Regions from separate parts of the Homo sapiens genome. Here region 1 is linked to region 2. Evidence: chromatin loops called from intact Hi-C (ENCODE). Cell type or tissue: Caco-2. All regions are shown on one strand. Links, peaks and the distances in the headings refer to the core of each region. The heading gives the core; the rest is flanking DNA. Region 1 overlaps LOC105373897 (a long non-coding RNA gene). Region 2 overlaps EPHA4 (EPH receptor A4).

Evidence for each region. Hi-C counts contacts between places; a loop is a spot of excess contacts. Peaks named below come from ENCODE experiments on the same cell type or tissue, not always from the same donor. Only the 100,000 strongest peaks of a DNase experiment are listed, where the experiment ranks them.
Region 1: it touches region 2 in a loop (8-fold over the local background); 2 of 110 quality-filtered maps call a loop at or near these places.

What each region holds. Positions count from the first base shown.
Region 1 is chr2:221,596,429-221,609,048 of GRCh38, forward strand. All of the region lies in intron 1 of LOC105373897 (a long non-coding RNA gene), which reads right to left. Among named protein-coding and RNA genes, the nearest start is that of EPHA4, 30 kb to the left of the region's middle. RefSeq lists an enhancer at 3,417-3,920. In Caco-2, for the core only: no CTCF peak of the experiment used is centred there; a DNase peak (open chromatin) is centred at 5,105.
Region 2 is chr2:221,530,333-221,538,332 of GRCh38, forward strand. The region is part of intron 3 of EPHA4 (EPH receptor A4); the gene reads right to left. It also overlaps the pseudogene TMEM256P2. Among named protein-coding and RNA genes, the nearest start is that of EPHA4, 38 kb to the right of the region's middle. In Caco-2, for the core only: a CTCF peak has its summit at 4,953; DNase peaks (open chromatin) are centred at 3,129 and 5,649.

The sequences.
Region 1 (12,620 bases), core at 1,892-9,891, 68 kb after region 2:
GAAGCCAGAGGACTGTAATAGTCTTAAGTAAGTGCAGCTGAGGGGGAATATCTTAGACAATTTGTATGAAAAGTGTATTTTAATACACTAAAAGTCTATGGAATCATCTACTTTTAAAAGTTTGTTTGATGTATAATCTTGAGTCCCTTAGAGGCAAGACTTTTCAACAACTAAAATCTTTCGTTTTTGAATTTACTTTCCATTTTTATCAACATGTCCATCTGTCTATGCATTTAGGGTTTACTAGAATCAGAGATAATTACCAGGTACAAAAATTTCAGATTGTTAATTTATTCTACATTTTATTATAAAATTTTATTTTTAAAATTTGTGTTCTAAAATTACACATATTCACTGCAACTTTTATTCTAAAAGTTTTATATGCTACTCTCTTGATCACAGAGAGTAGCATATATCCTGCTTTTTTTTTGGTTTGTTTTTGAGATGGAGTTTCACTCTTGTTGCCCAGGCTGGAGGGCAATGGCACTATCTCAGCTCACTGCAACCTCCACCTCCCAGGTTCAAGCGGTTCTCCTGCCTCAGCCTCCTGAGTAGCTGGGATTACAGGCATGCACTACCACGCCAGGCTAATTTTTTGTTTTTAGTAGAGATGGGGTTTCTCCATGTTGGTCAGGCTGGTCTCAAATTCCCGACCTCAGGTGGTCTGCCCACCTTGACTTCCCACAGTGTTGAAATTACAGATGTGGGCCATCATGCCTGGCTATATACTGTTTGAAAAGTTTCAGTGAATGTGTGTAATTTTAGAAAAAAGTATAAATTTATTCTAAAGTATTCTAAAATATTTTAAAATTATTTTATTCTAAAATTACACACATTCACTGAAACTTTTAAAACAGTATATATGCTACTCTCTGTAATCAAGAAAATCTCCCCTTTCATTATTGTAGTTGTTACCATAAGCAAATTTAATACAGGCATAAATAATACATCCATGTTGGCAAACGAACTTCATATAAAATTCAGAAAATCTAAGTATTGAATACAATATGCTGAACTTGGTTTCATTTAATTGATTTTATAGGCCTTTATTTTGTGAGTCATGGAATAATACCTTGAGGATTTCAGAAATTTTAATGATAAAGCTTTATTGTGGTTTATCTAAACCTCCTTTCATGTTCCCTTTTCAGTTGCTCTATGGAAAAGTACTTATTGAAAAGGATTCACTGAAAAAGATTATTTGTGAAATGCATACTAAAATATTTCATGAAAAGCATTTAATTTGAATGAAATATTTTACATTATTACTGACATTATAAGATCACAGATCTTTATCTTTTCAGAAAAGAGCATGTGCATTCCACATATATTCAAACATTCATACGTAGCTTTTGAGTGCCATGCATTGTGTTATGTGCTAGGAATGCTGTAAGGTCCAAAGCACTTAACACAATGTTGTAAGGACCAGAGCGACAAAGTCTCTGTCCTCTTAGAGGTAAATTTAGTGAGAGAGGGACGAAAACACAAATGAACAAATCACATAATGTAATAAATAAGATGAGTGGTTTCTGTTACAGGAATAGGGTGTCAGACAAGGCCACTTGGATGAGGTGGTATATCATATACATCACATGCCCTGTGGTGTACCCTTGGTGTTTATATATGTAATATATACATTGCATTGCCATGTATATTTTTATCCTGAGTTCAAACAAAACTTGGCTCTTCAAAATTAGAATGTCAGTTTCTAAGTGCCCTATTAAAAAGGAACAGATATTCAAAACACAAATTAAGGCCAGGTGCAGTGGCTCATGCCTATAATCCCAGCACTTTGAGAAGCCGAGGCCGGTAGATCACGAGGTCAGGAGTTCAAGAGCAGCCTTGCTAGCATGGTGAAACCCCATCTCTACTGAAAATACAACAATTAGCCGGACATGGTGGCACACACCTGTAATCCCAGCTACTCAGGAGGCTGAGGTAGGAGAATCGCTTGACCCCAGGAGGTGGAGGTTACAGTGAGCCAAGATCACGCCACTGCACTCCTGCCTGGGTGACAGAGCGAGACTCTGTCTCAAACAAGAACAACAACAAAACCCCACAAATTAATTTGTTTTAACATAATTTCTTGCCTGCATTTAATCTAGTTATTTAAATCATAGTTTAATTCTAACATGTAAACTTTGTTTATTGGAAACACACATTCAATAAATTCTTATTGTCCTTAGGTTACATTTTTTGTTTGACTTACAGTTTAAGAACCAGGTTCAGATATACTATAATTACTGTGTCTTAAATAACTCCAAATTTGTTCTTAATAATCACTAACAATCATATGCTTGACTTTGTTTTTGTTCTCTTTCACCACCCACACTTTGGTCCACAATTTATATATACAAACTAAATGTAAACTTTCCATCAAAAAGAGGAAGAACCTGTTATATCCATCATGACATCTCTCTACCATTTGTATACATAGTAAATATGAAATATTTTTATTGCATCCATGTCCCAAATAAATGTTGTTTTAAATGCAATATGATGTTAAAATTGTAGCAACGTATACAACTCAAACAAGAGAATATATTCAGGAACGGATATAATAACTTGACCAAAATATAGTTTAACTCTTTTTATGTGTATGATTAAGATTCATAAAATGCTAGAAAAAACAATAATAATAAGATGTAAAAAGTAATTAATATGGACAAGTTCAAAGGACATCAGTGTAGACATTAACACTATACCTAGGTAAGACGGGTTTTCCCTGATCATCTTGAAGTGCCAGCTTCAGGATATGGCTGGCATTTTTCTAGGGTTGTTTCTAAACACAACAATTTATTCATTTAGCAAGAGTTCCAATTATTTTACACTCAATGAAGTTACTGCTCTGGAGAAGTGTCTTTTATTTGCAGATTTTATAGATTTCTATGCGTTAGTAACCAATACCCCTAGATGCACCTGCAAATGGTTTCTTTATACTGTGGTTATAAACAAGACTGGATCATGAAATGTTGGCACAATTTTTAGGATATTAACTTGAAAAATCATTCTGAACTTGCATAGGAATTTCAGGCTCCTGATATCCTCAATTCGAGTGATAAAATCTAACTGCTTGGCCTGATCATTTTTAGTATGGTCCAGGCCAGCAATTTCCAAACCTTGGTTTTCTCACTCTGTAAGTTGTCTTCAGTTTTCTTACATGGCCTTGAAAATATTTTTAAAAATAAGAACCAATCGACTAAACAAAAATATACTGATCAGTCATTAAGCAACTAGTATGTGTTTAGTATTGTATTAGGGCCAAAGGGGAACCACTGCCCATGGTACCTGCATTTGGAGATTGTCATTTTGTTGAGAAGATGAGATAGAGACAAATAGTATGCAGAGGTTAAAGCAGGAGAATAGAATCCAAATTTAACTATAACACATCCTACCATCACACATTAAATGGGTGAGTGCCTGTGTATGTGTGTGTATATGTGCCATGGGGTTCTCTGAAATCAAAGGAACAACACTTGGGTATAAGTTACAGGTTGTTAATGCATAGTGATGTAAAAACATAGCTTGTATTTTTGTTCTTGCTCTGCTCTTAACCCAATCTGTATCCCATTTTTTTGAGAAAATTACTTAAAAGGGAGGCTTCTAAGGAAAACTGAAAGGAAGTGGATGGACGGCTTGGCCCATTCTCTGCGTCTCTCAGCAGCTGCCCACATGAGAGCGTCCAAGTAACCATCGCCTTTGCCGGGCTGCATTGTTCTGACCCTCTCGGACCAGTGTAGTTGTGCTAACTCAATTTATGAGATGCAGCAACATCTGGTGGCACTGGCATCCTGGTTCAGCGCCGATTGTCAATCCGTGTCACCAGATGAATGTGTACTAAGTGCCTGTTGGGGTGTGTGATAATAAAGCCTGCATTAGCAAATGTTGGGGGCAGGGTCAGGCGGGGGCATTCTCGAGCCCCCCATGCAGTGCAGCGGAGTGGGCAACAAAGGGGAGGTGGCAGGATGCACAGAAGTGCTGATGCAGAAGGCCTGACACGCCGCAGGTGGTACGTGACATGTCGTGGCTTCTGGCTGTTGTTGGGTGTGATGATTGTCACAGACATGATGGATGACTTTCAGATCTTTCCCATTATATCATATCTGTAAGAAATTCCCTCTTCCTCAAATGTCTTTTTGTTTCCCCACCCCTGAGCTGCAGATGGCATCTGCCCACGCATTCCCATTGTGTGAAGCTCACAGAGAACCTCTCCATTCTTCTGGGATCCTGCTCATGGTTGAATTGCTAGCATTCAATTAAGACTTGAAATTATGGCTTTGGGCAGTTTAACCTCTTTTAACACAGTAATGGTAGCTACTCTGGACATTTAGGAATTTCCTGAGGTGTCCCCAATATATTTCATTAAGATCTGAAAAGATAGAATCAGTAAATAAGATAAAGGCAATTGTTTTCTTTTACCTGCTTCAGAATTAAATTATTTTTACGAAGAAAAAATATTCTTTTTGTGAATAAAGCCATTTGCATACATACAAGAATTCCTAACAAAATGTGAAGTGATGTTTCAGTTGCAAAATGCAGCCTGACAATATAAGAATTCCTATTAGGTGTAGAGGTTAAATATACATGAATTGATAGCCAAAGCTATAGCTTCTCCTTTATTTTCTCCCATTAGCTTAATGACATAGATTTTACATGTCTGATTTATGAAGTAAATGTTTTTTTCTTCGGAAGAGCTGCAATGATGAGTAATGTGGAAAAGAGCAGATTGGTTATACACAGCCTTTCCTGCTCCTTTCTAATGATTGTTCCAAACATTATGCTCAAAGAGAACATAAGCTGCAGTTATAGATAAGCCAGTGAATGGGCACAGGGATTTTCTTCTGAATTATAGAAAATGCAATATGCCATTCAGGTACTCCCAGTTCAACATATGCTCCATGATATTTGCAGCATGTAGGTGCTTTAAACTACTCAAATGAAACACTCCAAGCTAATGTTTAAACATTTATGGATTGAAGCAACACTAGTTATAGAGGGTAAAAGCCAGACAAATCCTTAGAAGTCTCGGATTAATTGTAAATAGTCAACCTCACACTCCAGGTTACAGAAAAATTGGGCTTAGAAGGTAGGATCAAGGCGCATACCTTGATGATTATCAACGGAATGTTGGAATTCCCAGGAAGGACTCCTTGTGTGCAGGTAAAGAATTAAAAGACTCTTGGAATTAGAAGAATGAAAAGACTCTTGGAAAACTCAGTATCAGGAGGAACACTCAGTTAACAGAGAGATAAGAAAGCAACTAAAAATAGGGGAGTTAGTGAAAAACAGAAAGGAATTAGGAAAAGCACCTGAGGAAAAGGAGAAAAGGAGTTATGGACCCAATAAACACAGGCCTCTGGGCCATTGACTGAGAAGAGCTAATGGTTTTTGAAGGTTGACTTAGGGAAATGACAACCCTAATCTACACTGAGGCATGACAAGGGAAAACAATAATATCCAACACTTATTAAGAGCTTACTATGTGCCAGACACTTTTCTAAGTGCTCTATATGTATCCAACAACTTTTCAAAGAACAGATACCCAATCCATTAATTGTTTATAATAGTGTCTGTTCAAGTCTTCTATATACATGCATTCTTTCTGGGCATTCTCAACCTAGCAAGCCACATGAATCTCTGGGTCCCATGCAGCAAACCACCATGGCACATGTATACCTATGTAACAAACCTGCACGTTCAGCACATGTATCCCAGAACTTTAAGTAAAATAAAAAAAAAAAAAATACGGATTCCTAAGACCCTCCCACAGAGGTCTTGGGCTACAGAGCCTTTTCTTTTAATAAGCCATCCAGATAATTCTTTATGCTCAGGATATTTTGGAAAACACTGACTTAAGAAAAAATAAAAGGCTTCCAAGAATTTTTGCTTTATAGATCATACTGCCACATCCAGAAGTAAGCAGAGGAAAAAAATATATATATATTAGGCAGTGTACACTCAATACATATTTTGAATGACTGCATGACAACTTTGGATTATAGAATATTATTAAAGAAACGTAGCCTAAAGTTCCAGAGTAGTTTGACAATAGATAAGAGAAATTTTCAAGTAAAAGTAGTGCTTAACTTGTCTTAATTAGAATTCTTAGAAGTAAATAACTTACAATTAGTACATTGCATGTTACTAAATTATTCATGACTTACTGCACAATAAATTTTGTCAAAGTGTGTGGACCAAGGATGGACTCTGTGGCCATGATACTGTCTGGTGCATTTCTTTCATTGGACTATAAACATCTGAAAGAGGATATTGCCTTCTAATGGGATGCCCTATGAAACCACACAGGCAAAACTCAACAGCCTCCTTCTCTGTCAGTTCCTAATCATGCAGCATTCTGACCTCAACTAGCAGAACTCTATGAGTCAAAAAGACTCCAAAAGAGGACATTCTTTTTTGGAAATTTCTACCATAGCGAGTGTCTTGTTCAAAAAAGATATTTGAGCTTTCTGAGAAAATCGCCAGTCCGCCTTTGTGTTATAGCAGAAAATAGGCTACAAAGGTGGTTGAAATTACTTCTTCTTTTTTTTTTTTGTAAAAGCCATAATCTGTGAAAATCAAATAATTACCAAAGTAAAAATGCTATCTCTAGTAAGGATGGCTTTCAAAAAGTCCTCACACAAAGGAAAATGTGGGAGTCTGGGCTGCAGAGCTGCCAAGCCCTTTCTGGGCACCAGATCCCAATTCATGATAGGAATGCAGAAGAAAAGCGGTGTGGAGAACTACCTCATCACAACAAAAGGTTTGGGCTTAGGTCCAGTCACTAAATTATGAGTCCAAAAATCAAGCTGAATATTTATAAAACTTTGAATTTTTTTAACACATGAATTAGAGGCATCATAAGCATCATTGCTATGAATGGATTATGAATATGTAGTAGACACCTAAGCAAAGTTGTGAAAACTCAAATTGTTTTCTGTTTTTTGTTCTTTTTAGACAGGGTCTCTCTCTGTCTCTCAGGCTGGAGTGCAGTGGCACAATCATGGCCCAGTGCAGTCTCGACCTCCCAGGCTCAAGCAATTCTCCCACCTCAGCCCCCCAAGTAACTGCAACTACAGGCACACACCACCACGCCTGGCTCATTTTTGTATTTTTTGTAGAGATGGGGTTTCACCATGTTGCCTAGGCTGGTCTCGAACTGGGCTCAAGTAGTCCTCCTGCTTCAGCCTCACAAAGTGCTAGGATTACAGACATGAACCACTGCGCCTGACCAAGTAAACAAAAACTTCATATCTTTGTAAAAAACTGCTTCCATGAAATGAAAGAGTGAGTGGTGGGAAAATGGAAGGGATTCTCAACTTCAACACCGCTGACATTTTGGGTACAATAATTCTTTCTTGGAGGTAGCGGCTCTGTCCTCTGTGTTGCAGGATGTTGAGCAGCGTCTCTCATTTCTACTTAGTAGGTGCCAGCAGCGCTCCCTACCCAGTTGTGTCTATCAAAAATGTCTTCAGACACTGTCACAAGTCCTGTGGTGGGGCGTGGAGGGGAGGTTCACCTCGGGTTGAGAAACAGAACCCCAGTGTTAGCATCACTTACAGGCACGCAATTCCATTTTACCAGACCTATTTTACTGGTTTGTCAAGGAAATGGTCCAAAGGTGTTACTGATCAATGTTAGTAAAACACTGTCTTTTTTTGGCTATGGAAAAGTGTCCTTTTTTTTTTTCTTATACTGACATTTCTAAACTTCCAGAAAATACAAAGCAGGCTGCTCATTGTAATGTTAACATGAACAGATGGATTAGAGAAAAGAGTGTTTCCCTTAGAAACTCTAGAAGCTGAAGGAGGTGCAATCACTTCATCCGTAGTCCACGCTTATTTTTCCAATCAATATTACAAGGATATTGCCAGTGGGAGGTGGCTTCCTTCCTCTGGACAAATGTGTTTGTCTCAAAATGCTTAGGGCTAAGGAGGCACAAGCCCCAGTGTCACTCAGGGCTTGCTTACAACATCCTGGGTTTATTTATAACATTTTCTATTCTCCTTCCACCTTATATTGTCTCTTGCAATATGTAAGATGTAGCAATAGTTTTCTTTTGCTTTCACACTGCAATGGAAATTGCTGTGGTAAGGAATCCTGTGTCCTTGAATAGTGCTTTGTTTCATGCAAGTGAAGGCTGAATTTTGCTTTCAGGTGAAGTGAGTCTAGGAAATTAGCTCATTAAACATGTAAAGATCTTGGGTCAAGATAAAAGTCAGATAAGACTCAGGACCTAAAATGATATAAAAATACCACTTTCCATAATAATACTACAATATAAGAAATAGTCTCAAGATGAATGTAAGTGCATTTGTTGGAGACATTACCCTCATAGAGATAGATTGCCCCAAATTTGTATTTTTTTTAAAAAACCCATTTGCAATGGTAATACCTGTATTCTAAGGGTAAAAATGTATGTGTATGTTAATGTAGATATTTAAGGCTAAACACCACGAGGAAGTGCATTGTTTAGGTTCCCCAAATGTTTTTTGCTTCAAAAACAAAATTCAGAAAATTTACTTTCAGAGTTGACATCTGATCAAACTTTACCTGAGTTATAAGTTTGTCTTCCCCTAGATGGCTACGTGAAATCATAGAGTATTAATTTACTATTCCTCCTCTTTCTGCAGAAATGAGCTTGCATTTCTGATCAGCACCTGTTCTCACAAGTTGTCTCTCTGTTTCTGTTTCCTGCTCACTCTCCCTCTCCTCCTTCCTGCATCCTGCTACTGTTGAGTGGGTAGAAGAGAGTTAGGTTCATTGACTTGAATGTGATGAAAGTTCTATAAGGTCAGAGGCAGAGGTACATTTTAAAAAGCCTGAATTACTTAAAATTAAGTACATGCAGTAAGGCACTATGAAAGAACAGGGTCTAAGAATCTCAAGAACTTTTTTTCCCAAGAAATCAGCAATCGTTATTTAGTGTAAAGCACTACTTAACATTCACTTCAATCAATGTCCCATCTCTAACGACTGCTTCTCTGAGTGGCATCCACCCAAGGCTCCAGTGATAAATATTTAATAAAAGAAACTCCCTCTACTTTTTTTTTTATTTCTCCCTTAAGCATTAATTACTTCATTTTAACAAGCAAAGCTGCTCTCTCAAATGCTGCCTCAACATTTCACATTCTTGAAAACTGTCTCTGTACCAGGTTGATTTATAGAGGAAGATTTTGAAAAATTAAAAATTTGGGGATGGTTTTTTGGCAGGAAAAAAACATAAAAAGGTACTTAGCCCACAAAATGGCAGCATTCTGATATGCTTCTCTCTTTTGGATGTGGTAAGCATTGCCCCATATTTGGTAATTTCAGTGGGACGGCATAGAAATTTTGCTTACTGCTAAGGGGAAAATAAAGACATTTTACTTGCTCTGTGGAGGGTTTGATTTCCCAGATACTTTTTTTCCCCTCCTTTTATTCTTTTTCTTTTTTGGGTATAATTCTCTGTGCACCGAAGACATTCTGTTCTGGTGAGCTCTGCACTTCTTATTCATGGCAATTACATTCACATCTTTGATCTTGGATGAGATCTCTTGTGCATATTTTGTTCTATTTATGTCTTTGATCTGGTTTCTTGTGATTTTCTTAAGGTTGTGTTTTTATTTGAAAGACGTTCAGCCTACAATATTTAAAAAGGAAAAAAAGGTGACATTTAGTTTATCCATATGACATTGTCTTTTTAGGCATATGGATAAATTAGACTGTCTTTATATTCCTCAGTTCCTTCTTCCAGTATACTGAGAGTTTGTTTTTAGCTGTCATAACAGTGGAAAATTCAACAATCAGATGGATTACAGCATGGTGGATCAAATTCAGCGCAATGGTTTTTAAATCGCATTATTACATTTGTCTTAAAAGAATCAAATCTGTCTTCCAATGAACTGGATAGTGATATAGTTATAAAATAGTAAGGGAGTAAGTTCATAGAGCTCCTGCTTATGGAAGGCTAAGTAGTCTAATTTTTGGTCATTCCTATTATCATTTTATTTAGTATACTTTTTTTTATTTGTCTAACATATCATTTATACTCGGGTTTCAAGAATTCACCTTAAAGGTGACCTGTATTACTAAGGGGAGATTAAATAATAACAGCTAGCGGTCGCTGTCGTGATGGCAAAGTGCTCTGAAGGAGGGGGCTGCATGGGACCTAGGAATGTACATGACAAAAATCGGTCACCATGGCAACATTTGAGCAGTTGGAGACAGGGAGCTGAACTGAGCAACACAGAACCGCAGTGGCCTGATTGAAAAGAACTGCCTATAATTTAGCTTGACTGACTTCTTATGTAACATGTTTTTTGTACTATGCAAATGACTATAGAGATGTGAGAATCCAAAACAGTCTATAAATCCAGACTGCAATCACTAACATAGACCTTTCTTTGAAGATGCAATTGGGAATTCCAGTGTGTAGCAAGCTAGAAGGTTCTCTGTCCTAATGATCTTAGACTGTGAGCATTATTTCAGGTGTTTCTGTATTAAGCCATGTCTATAAACAAGATTTTTGTATTTTAGAAGCCTATTTAGGCAACCACTACATATCATTTTGTAATAGCAAGAAAACCAAAATTAGAAGGCCTAGAAAGGTGGTAAAACTATAAGAAATTGGTAGTTGAACAGTTCCATGGTGAGCCTCATCATACAAAATATAATTCAATAAAGTTTTTCATTTCTTTTTTTTGTTTTTTTGTTTGTTTTTTTTGCTCCTTGAATTATCTGAATAATTGTCCTTAGTTTCTTTTTCAACTGGTTTGTATTACATACAGAAGGGAGCTCAAATGACTCTCTGAGCTGATAGACAAAGGCCAAGTGGCTTTTTTGTTTTATATTTGCGTAGTAGGACAGGAGGCCTCTAAGGAGAACTCGCTTCATGTGAATGAATAAGAACAACCAGAATATAACTTACTTAAAATGCCATAAGAACAACGATGCCTCAGCTAATAAATCTTCTAAACATTAAATCTCTTCCTAAGATTCAGTACTGTTGATCATGCAAGTACTTTATATATCATGTTGAATAGAATTACAATGAATCATGTAGCTTAATGGCAATATCCCTGCTAAATTATGCAGATGATAATAATAAGAAGAATAATAAAATTAGTAGTAACTATAGAAATGATTACAGCTGAAATTTACTGAGTACTATGTCTATTCCTCATTTTATCCTCACAAAATTGCTGCAAGATAGAAAAAAATCATTCTCCCTATTTGGCAGATAGAGGATCAGAGAGGCCAAGTAATTTGCCCAAGGTTGCACAGATAGTAAATTATACAGCCCTGATTAGAACCTAGAGCCATCTGGCTCCAAAGCTTTGTTTTCATAAGCATGTTTTTTTCTGGCTTTGTGTACTCAGATAACTTTTTAAATAAGACTTTTCTTCTCTACTTGTATGACCAACACTTTCGTCTGCCCAAGTCATCTCTTATCAATCCATTGCAGCCTTTTCTTGCTAAGTCTCAGCTTCCAGCCACACACAGACACTGGAAACTTACTTGAGCTAAAACTCATTAACTTGCCTCTTATAAATATGCTAATTGTAAAGTTTTCTTTCCTTATGATAATGTGTCATTGAGTCTTTCCTTCTTTTTTTTTTTTTTTTTTTTTTTTGAGACCAAGTTTCACTCTTGTTGCCCAGGCTGGAGTGCAGTGGCATGATCTTGGCTCACTGCAACCTCAGCCTCCCAGTTTCCAGCAATTCTCCTGCCTCGGCCTCCCAAGTAGCTGGGATTACAGGCACCAGCCAACAAGCCTGACTAATTTTGTATTTTTAGTAGAGACCAGCATGTTCCCCATGTTGGTAAGGCTGGTCTCAAACTCCCGAGCTCAGATGATCCACCCGCCTGGGCCTCCCAAAGTGCTGGGATTATAGACGTGAGCCACTGCACCTGGCCTACCTTTCCTTCTATTTTATTTGGCTATAATAGATTAGGAAGGAGAATTCATCTTTCTTTGAGTCTTGAATGTCCTCATTCGTGAAGCATACGTGTGTGTTGCTATCATGAAAGGATCAGGCAGCAAAAGGGAGCCACTGGCCAGGATTTACTAGAACCCAGAAGTTACTTAGGCTGGAAGAGCTACCTGGCACAATGATTCAGGAAGTTTCTCTTCTCTTTTGTGTCTGGCTTCCGTTGCTCAGCACTCCACTTTTGAGATTCATCTATATTGTTTTGTGTGGCTGTGTCGTTTCTATACAGTATTCCATTGTATGAACATTGCACAATCTATTCACCTACTCTATTACTGGTGGACATTTGGATGTTCTCAGTTAGAGTCAGTATGAATAATGCTGTTTAAAACATTCTAGTGTATGCCTTTCAGGAAATATAGGCATACATTTGTTTAGGTGTCACAACTGGTAGGGCAGACGATCTGCATATAATCAGCTCTTGGCAGTAGACAGTGCCAAAGAGTTTTCAAACATTATTATATAATTTACCTTCCCACCAGCAAAGAGTGTAGGAAAACTCCAATCACTTCACATTTGTGACAACACTTGGTGTTGTCAGTGGTTTTGATTTTAGCCATCGTGGGGGTTTTGGGGTTGTATTGTGGTCATGTGATAACGAATGAGATTGTGTACCTTTTCCTATGTTTCAGTTTCATGTAGATATTTTGTGTG
Region 2 (8,000 bases), core at 1-8,000:
GAAGAGAAAGGATGTGATCACACTGTTACTTTCATCTGCAGTCATGTTCGGCATTAACCATTATAGAGATGGCAGTTACCATTCTCTAACATGAAACATTTGCGCGCAGTAGGAAGCAAATTCTAGAATGGAGCAAACCAGCAACGGGCTGGAGGACTTAAGGATGGGTGAATCCCTGCAGCAGGCATGAAGGTAGAGGTGGCTCTGCCACAGGGCAGCACCCTGCAAGAAGTAGGGGGACTGGGGGCCCATGGACCTCCTGGACATCCTTCTTGGGAGCAGAGAAACCACCCGAAAAAGCTACTAGGCTAGGAATTCTTAAATCTGAGGGCTGAGGGCTTTGGGTATATGATTTGGGTTTGGGGGACACATGGAATTCTGTTCTCTGGCTCCATGGGGTGTATCTGTAGCCCTGCCTCAAACAAGGGAAGAATCACAGCAGGACATCGTGGTCTGCAGGGGGTCAGTGCTTTTTCAGTCCAAAAATCAGCACCTCCTACACAGCCCAGATCGTACTCCTCCACTGTGCTGTGGGCAAATGGGATTCTTGAAGCACCACCACCTCCCCCTCCAAGTACCCTGGAGGTCCTTCAAATATTAGCTCTAAGTGGCTGAGGACAGAGTTGACACCTCAAAGGCTTGGGAATTAACTTATAACAGCTAATTTAGAGAGTCACATGATCAGCCAAGTGTACCCAGTTACAATCAAGTTAAGAAAATAATCAGACTACGGCTGCTTTAATTGCAGCAAACAAATACGCTCTAAGACTACTCAAGAAAGCAAGGACAAGTGAGATCTACAATGAAAAAAATCTAACCCATGATTAGTATTGAAACTGCAGAATTAGGTTAAACTTTCTCTCTAAGGTAAGGTGAGAGCTCCAAATTCTAGTTAGCAGATGTTTATACTGGTAGGTTTATTACCCTAGTATAGATTAATAGATTAACCACCTCAATGCCTCTGAAATACTGATTATATTTTACATTCTTCAAAGCATTAGGACTTGCTTCTGCTTGCAAAAGCCACGCGTACTTTTTGAGCTTAAAAAGTCAGCATGCCTGGGACTCAAAATCCTCTTTCAAAGAATTTTGTATTGTTTAATTTTTACAAAATTCCTGGCAGCCCTTAGGCAGAAATTTCATAGTAATCACAAATGGAAGTAGAAAAATAAAAGACAGTTTAATTCAAGATTGAACAATAACAGAAAGGAAAAGTATGCAAAGCTACTTCCTATATAAATAAGCACACTTCTTTTTCATCTCAGGGCTGATTCTAGATGATACCTTTTTCTTCATTGGTGTAGTATCTAAAAAGCTTTTTTTTTCTTTGAAGAACAAAGCCAATATAAATAGGATGAAAACAGTTATACTCATCTATCTGTCTCACACATACATTCGGCCTAATTTCTATGTATCTAGATATAGATAAAATATGTAAATGTCTATTTTATTTTTATTGTTTACATTAGTTATTCAAATCTAAATAGAATCTTCTTGTTTTTGTGCGAAGGCCATGATTTTTTTCTCAGAGAACGTGAGAGTCTTTAAAGACAAATATTTGCTGAGCAAAGGGATGACTGAATGAGAGACGAAATACCTTGTACTGAATTTCCCAAGGAAAACGTGTCAGGAACAAGGACCTGCAGCCCCATCACTGACCCCTTTCTTTTACCAAGGGAGTAGCCAGTGCTCTTTCAAAGGAGAGCTCACTGAGACAAACCAAATATGCTGGGATGTTTGAAAAGGGGAATTTCAAACACCAGGCAATTGTCACACAGATATTTCAATTTATTCTTTTTTTTTTTTTTGAGACAGGGTCTCACTCTGTCGCCCAGGCTGGAGTGCAGTGGCATGATCTTGGCTCACTGCAAGCTCTGCCTCCAGGGTTCAAGCAATTCTCCTGCCTCAGCCTCCAGAGTAGCTGGGATTATAGGCACGTGCTGCCATGCGTGGCTAATTTTTGTATTTTTAGTAGAGACGGGGTTTCACCATAATGGCCAGACTGGTCTAAAACTCCTGAACTCAGGTAATCTGACTGCCTTAGCCTCCCAAACTGCTGGGATGACAGGTGTGAGCCACTGTGCCCAGCCAGATAGTTCAATTTATTCTATCAAAAGATGAGAAAAACTCAGATCAGTTGAGATTTAACATTCTAGTTCTGATTACTGGCCATTTTAATTTGCTAAGCAGGCACATGAATTAACCAAATTCCTAGTCATCACAAGGGCAGATATTAACTTTTAGTTCCTACTTAAGGAACCAACATTTTAGAACCCAGAAGACCAGAGTGAAAGTCAATGCAGTCATGCCAAAATTGTCTGTTATAGATCCACACAGCCTTGGCCGGGCCAGGGGCTGCATTCTGCCACCTGGGCACCTTGTCTGTAGCTGGTGCCTTAGGCTTGGCCTCCTAAGGGGTGCACACCACTCAGTTCCTGGATGCCTACTGGAAGGAGCTGTTTGACACGGCCAACACCCACCACTTCTCACATAGCCTAGCCCTTCTGAGGGGGCTCCATTGCAGAAGCCCTCTGGGCCAGGTGACTGTTTGCCTCTGAAACCACCTTATTCTCAGCAGTTTTACTACCAGGCTCTGAGTGAAGACTGCAATTGGCAGACTTGGCCTTCTGTAGGGGGAGTCGGCCACTCTTGGGCAGACTTGCCTTGGCTCTTTGAACTCACTTGTGTTTAATCACTGGCTTTTGGGGGTGATTTGTTTAGTTGGAACAGGGAGATGATTAAAAGAGAAAGGTAAATAAAGAACAACAACAATGAAAAATTGCCAGTTACATTTCATCTGAGCCATACATATGGCCTTGGCATAAAAATGATGGGAAAGTTACATTGAACAATGTACATGCATTATAATAAACCCAGTATGTATCCTACCATCAGGCAGCCCCATAGCTCCAAAAACTTTTTTGTTGTTGTTGATCAAAATGTGTTACAGCCTACCATAAATACAATCTGTCCTCTTTAATCTGGTTTCTCTATTTCTGTTTGTGGACCTTTGCTAATATTTGAATGAGAAAACAGAGGCAGAGGCAGTAACTGCCCTCACCCCTGCCCCCGTATGTATCAATAAAGGATGCAGATGCGCTATTCACTGAGATGGCTGATGACTCGGAGGGAGGAGGAAGCTGATATGTTCCAAGCAGAATTTCAAAGGTGTGTCCCTGAAAGAAAAATGTTGAAACATGGGTCTACACCCATCTGTGTGACTCCTAAAGTCAATACAGCTTCTAAACACACAGATTACAGCACGCTGAACGAGTTCCAGTCTATGGAGTTTCAAAACATATATAATAATGATGGTACCGGGGGCTGTGCCTCCTCCAGGGAAATTGTTCTGATTTCAAAAGCATCCTGACTGTTAATTTTGTGACTAGTGTCAAAAAAAAAAAAAAAAAAAAAAAAAAAGCCTGTGAGGGTAGGATTCAGATTATAAAGATCAGAGAGAGAATCTCTCCCTTATGAAAATCCAAACAACCTTCTCCAGGGCTATCCCCACTGTCACTTCTGGATACCATTGACAGGCAGACTCTTTGCCACCTTGGGTGCATACTGGAAGAGCCAGCAGCGCCCTACCAGAAGAGTTCTGGGCAAAAGATCCTTGTGAGTTACCTTTTCCCACATCTGCGTGACACTCCATGTGCTTCACACTTAAGGAAATAAAATATACATATAAGAACAGCCCTAGGTAATTATCCACTGATAATTCATATTTAATCTGTTGAATCTAGGTAGGCAGGGACTCAATTTCAAAAATCATGCCAACTACTTCTCTTGAAGGATAACAGATGAGATTTTTAACTGATGTCTTTATAAGGATTCCCAAAAGAATGATTTAAGAATGGCCTGCAAGTAGCATAAAGCATATCTTGTTTACTAAAAAATGAATTTGTGCAAAAACATGCCTGTAATTAGTAAATCATTGGTGTTCCACTTACCCATAAGTGGCTCTGGGAAATTTCTCTGCTCTGTTTCTGCCCTGGATTCTATTTTGATCTGTGGATCTTCTTGGCTAATCCATATCCAGTACTGCCCTAAATAGGTTTTTCTTGTATTGGAATGCGTTCTCATTACCTGCAAGTGCTCCAAGTTCTAACACAGGCACCTAGAAAAGGTCTCACCCCCTCAGATGAAAAACTGCATCTTGCACATGCTGGTAAATGCCTAAATTGGCCTTCTTCCCTGGCCTGGCTACAGTGGCTGTGGTTGTGTGAACTTCCCTACCTTTTAGAAGAAAGAGAATAAGCAACTTCCAGGCTGTGACTATCCCTGGAACCCATGGTCAATTTGTTAGCTCTGTCTAAAAGTCTCAATAGTCAATAACTTTTTGATTGGTTCTTCTTTGTTCTACTAGGGCTGTCACATTTAGCTGAAAATTTAATTTTATGCCCATAATCAAACTCAATAGCCTTTCAGTTCTGTGTAGTTGTACTTCCAGTTGCTTTTCCACCTCAAGAAACAGTTTCTGGGGGAAAAAAGGTAAATAACTCAACTCTTTCCAGTCGACAGAGGTGCTCTTCACTTGAGCATCTACATGATTTAACTTTTTTGTTGACCAGAAAGCATATATTCACAGCATCCAATCTAAGCATATGTGCTATACTGGCTAATTTCTAGCTGTCTGGGATTAACTTCATCGGCAATTCGGGGTGCAGCTTCTGCACGTTCTCCATCGCTATTGGATCCACAGACCTTTTCAATCTTATCCAGTTAAAAAGAAATAAGCAGCACTATTCTCTCTCTTGGATCTTTTACTTAGCAAGGGAACCTGGAAATCACTTTCAACTGGGTGTCATCCAGAGTCAGCCTTAGTGGTGTGGGCAATACACAAGTTTACCTGTGGCTTCCAAAATGCTGTTCCTCAACCTAAATTAATCAGAACCACCTAGGAGCTTGTGAAAAATTCAGATCACAGACTCCAAACTCTAAAGTCTTGAGGATTGATGTTAAAAGTGTACATTTGTAATCAGTACCTCAAATGATTCTAAGGTATAAACTCATTTTTGCAACCACTAGGGTTCATCATCAGACAGAAAAGCTCAGAAAGCACTTACCTTCCACTAAGTTATCTTATGCCATTCTTACAGCTACTAAAAGTAACAACCATATATTGACTTTCTAGAACAGTCCCAAATCCCAAATCTAAATAAACATTATCGTCTTTTGTCCAATGCCCTAAACCACCTATCTACAAAGCAATAAAGCATCAATTATGCCAAATCAAAGGCACTTCTTTTTTTCTGTTTTTTTTCCTCTTCAAACAACGGATTTGTTATTTTCTCCTTTTGTTCAAATAAAGACAATCATCCTTTAAATATAACCTGCAAGTCAACTTTACTGTGAGGCTTTTCTTATCTTCTTCTTCTATGCCTAAAGTGGTAGAACAAAGATTTTTTGGTAAACATTACAAATCTTCATATCAAGGGCACATTCCCTTTGGTTGGATGAAATATCTTTCCCAACTCCAGTAGGGAAAGAATCTTACATGATCAATGGCTCTCAATGGCTGGAAGATAGATGGCAATCAAGAAATATCTGATGAACGAGCCAGGGGTAGAGACCAAACTCTTCCTCTGCTCTTCAAAAATCTTTCAAAACTCAGCTCCACCTACCTACCCAGTCTCTTCAACCCCAGGGTGTGGCAGCTAACTCCTGTTCTTGGCTCAAGGGATATTCATTCCTCTTTTACCAGCTTTATTTAACTACAGTTTACCAAGTTCCTATTCTTGGAAGCCTTTCTAGATAACTGTCAACAAAGATAGTCCTTCTTATCTTTGGCAAAAGAGCACTTTATCTTATCACTCATTTTGACACTTAAGAGCTACCGGGCACCCTGTGGATGACCTTGTCCAGTTAGCTATTTTCTAGATGAGGAAACTAATGTGGCAGCCTAAGGAACTTGTCCATGATCAGATCAGATAATTATTCAGAATAAAAATTAGAAACAGTCTCCCACCCTCTTGTATTGTATTCCTCTAAAGATTATAAGCCTTTTGGAAATGTGGGCTTTAAATGAGAAATGGTTTTTAATCCCTGTACTAGAATGCGAACCTGCTCACTGAAGGCTGCCCTCCAGATTACCGGCCTTACGATGCTCTGCACTAGACCCTGGCATTCTTGAAAGATGTTTCCCCAAATCCTCATTAATTCCCAATAATTAAGCCCTAACCCCCAATGTGATTACATTTGGAGACAGAGGCCATAAGGAGGTAATAATAAGTCCATGCTTCATCCATGAAGTCATTCTTCAGAAAATCCCTCTAAACAATGTACTTTGGTCAATTCCCTTGTCTCTCAAAGGGGGTTATTATATACCCAGTTTAGAATGATTGAAACATAATGTGAGAATATGACCAAATCAGGACAACAAAGATGTGCTGAAAAGCAGCCCAGATTTGTAGTTAAGGGTGAAGGCTTGGTCAGTGGCCAGACTTTGCAGGTTGAATCCAGACTCCTCACCTATTAGCTGTGTGACTTTGGGCAAGCTGCTTAGCTTCTCTGGGCTTTAGTTTCCTCATCTATGAAAAGAGGATAATGACAGTCACTATTTCACCAAGTCATGGTGACACAATGAAATACTGAAAATAAAGTGCTTAGCACAAAGCCAAGTTCTCATCAGGTAAATACATAGCGACCTTAACATAAATTATTTTAAATTAATGCCATAAAGGCTAAAACAAAGAGAGAGAGAGAAATCTCTATGCCGTGGGACTTTGAATGCATTTGTGAACTGTTGCATTTAATCCATTCATTCATTCCTTTCAATAACAACTGTGTGTCAGGCTCAGTTTTAGGCTCTGAGAGTCCTGCAAAAAACAAGCAAGGCCCAAAAAACAAAGCCTTCTCTCATGGAAGTAGCATTGTAATTGACAGCTAAATCCAAGGATGCTGGAGATCTTCCACATTCTTCTTCCACTTATGTTCTCAGTGCTCCAAATACTTCTCTTGAAAGTACACTCAAAGCAATTTAAAAGTCACTCCTAAAAATAGTCTGTTACTTTGCAATCACTCATTGTTCTTGAGTAAAACCCAATATTACCCAGTATGGCTGATCTCATTTATCAATAGCCTGGTCAGTGAATTATTTGATTTCCAAAAATTAAATCCACCTTAAGGGACAAAATTGTTCAGAACTAAGCACATTTAAAAAGAAGGCCCCAGGCCTGGCACAGTGGCTCACATCTGTAATGCAAGTACTTTGGGAGGCCAAGGAGGTGAACAGTGCTTGAAGCCAGGAGTTTAGGACTAGCCAGGGCCACAAAATAAGACCACTCATCTCTACAAAAAATTAAAAATTTAGCAAGGTGCAGTGGTGCACACCTGTAGCCCTAGCTACTCAGGAGGCTGAGGCCGGAGGATCATTTGAACCTAAGAGTTGGAGGCTGCAATGAGCTATGATGGTGCCATTGCACTCTAGCCTAGGCAATAGAGTGAGATTCCATCGAAAAGAAGAAGAAGAAAGAAGGAAGAAGAAAGACAAAGATGACGATGACGAAGAAGGAGGAGGAGGAGATTATCAATAAAAAGAAGGTCCCAGACATTTTGAAGAAGACAGTTCCAAAACATTTCCACAAAAGTTGTGGCAGCCTTACAGTTATCCAGACTATCTTTTTCAAGGATTCATTTGCATGAAAGTCTCTGTATTTGTTTGCTAAAAAAAAAGGGGGGGTTATACTTTAGAATTATACAGACTCTTTTGTGTAAGTATACTGCCCAGCAAAACTGACAGAGTGCTGAGTGTGTGGCAAAATGAGTAATTTATTGAATTGAACGAAGAGTCTAAAACGTAGTGGGATGAAACAGATGTATGAGTAGGGTTATAAGTCTTCTGTTATAGGACACAAATGAAAATCTCCTTAGGGATACTGCTCTACCTGTAATTTATTTCTACATTATTCTTGTGTGTAATATTATTTTTGGCATGTTAATGTATTGTCAATGAATTCCAATCTGGTGACATGACAAAAGTTGTATTTCATTTTGGAGTG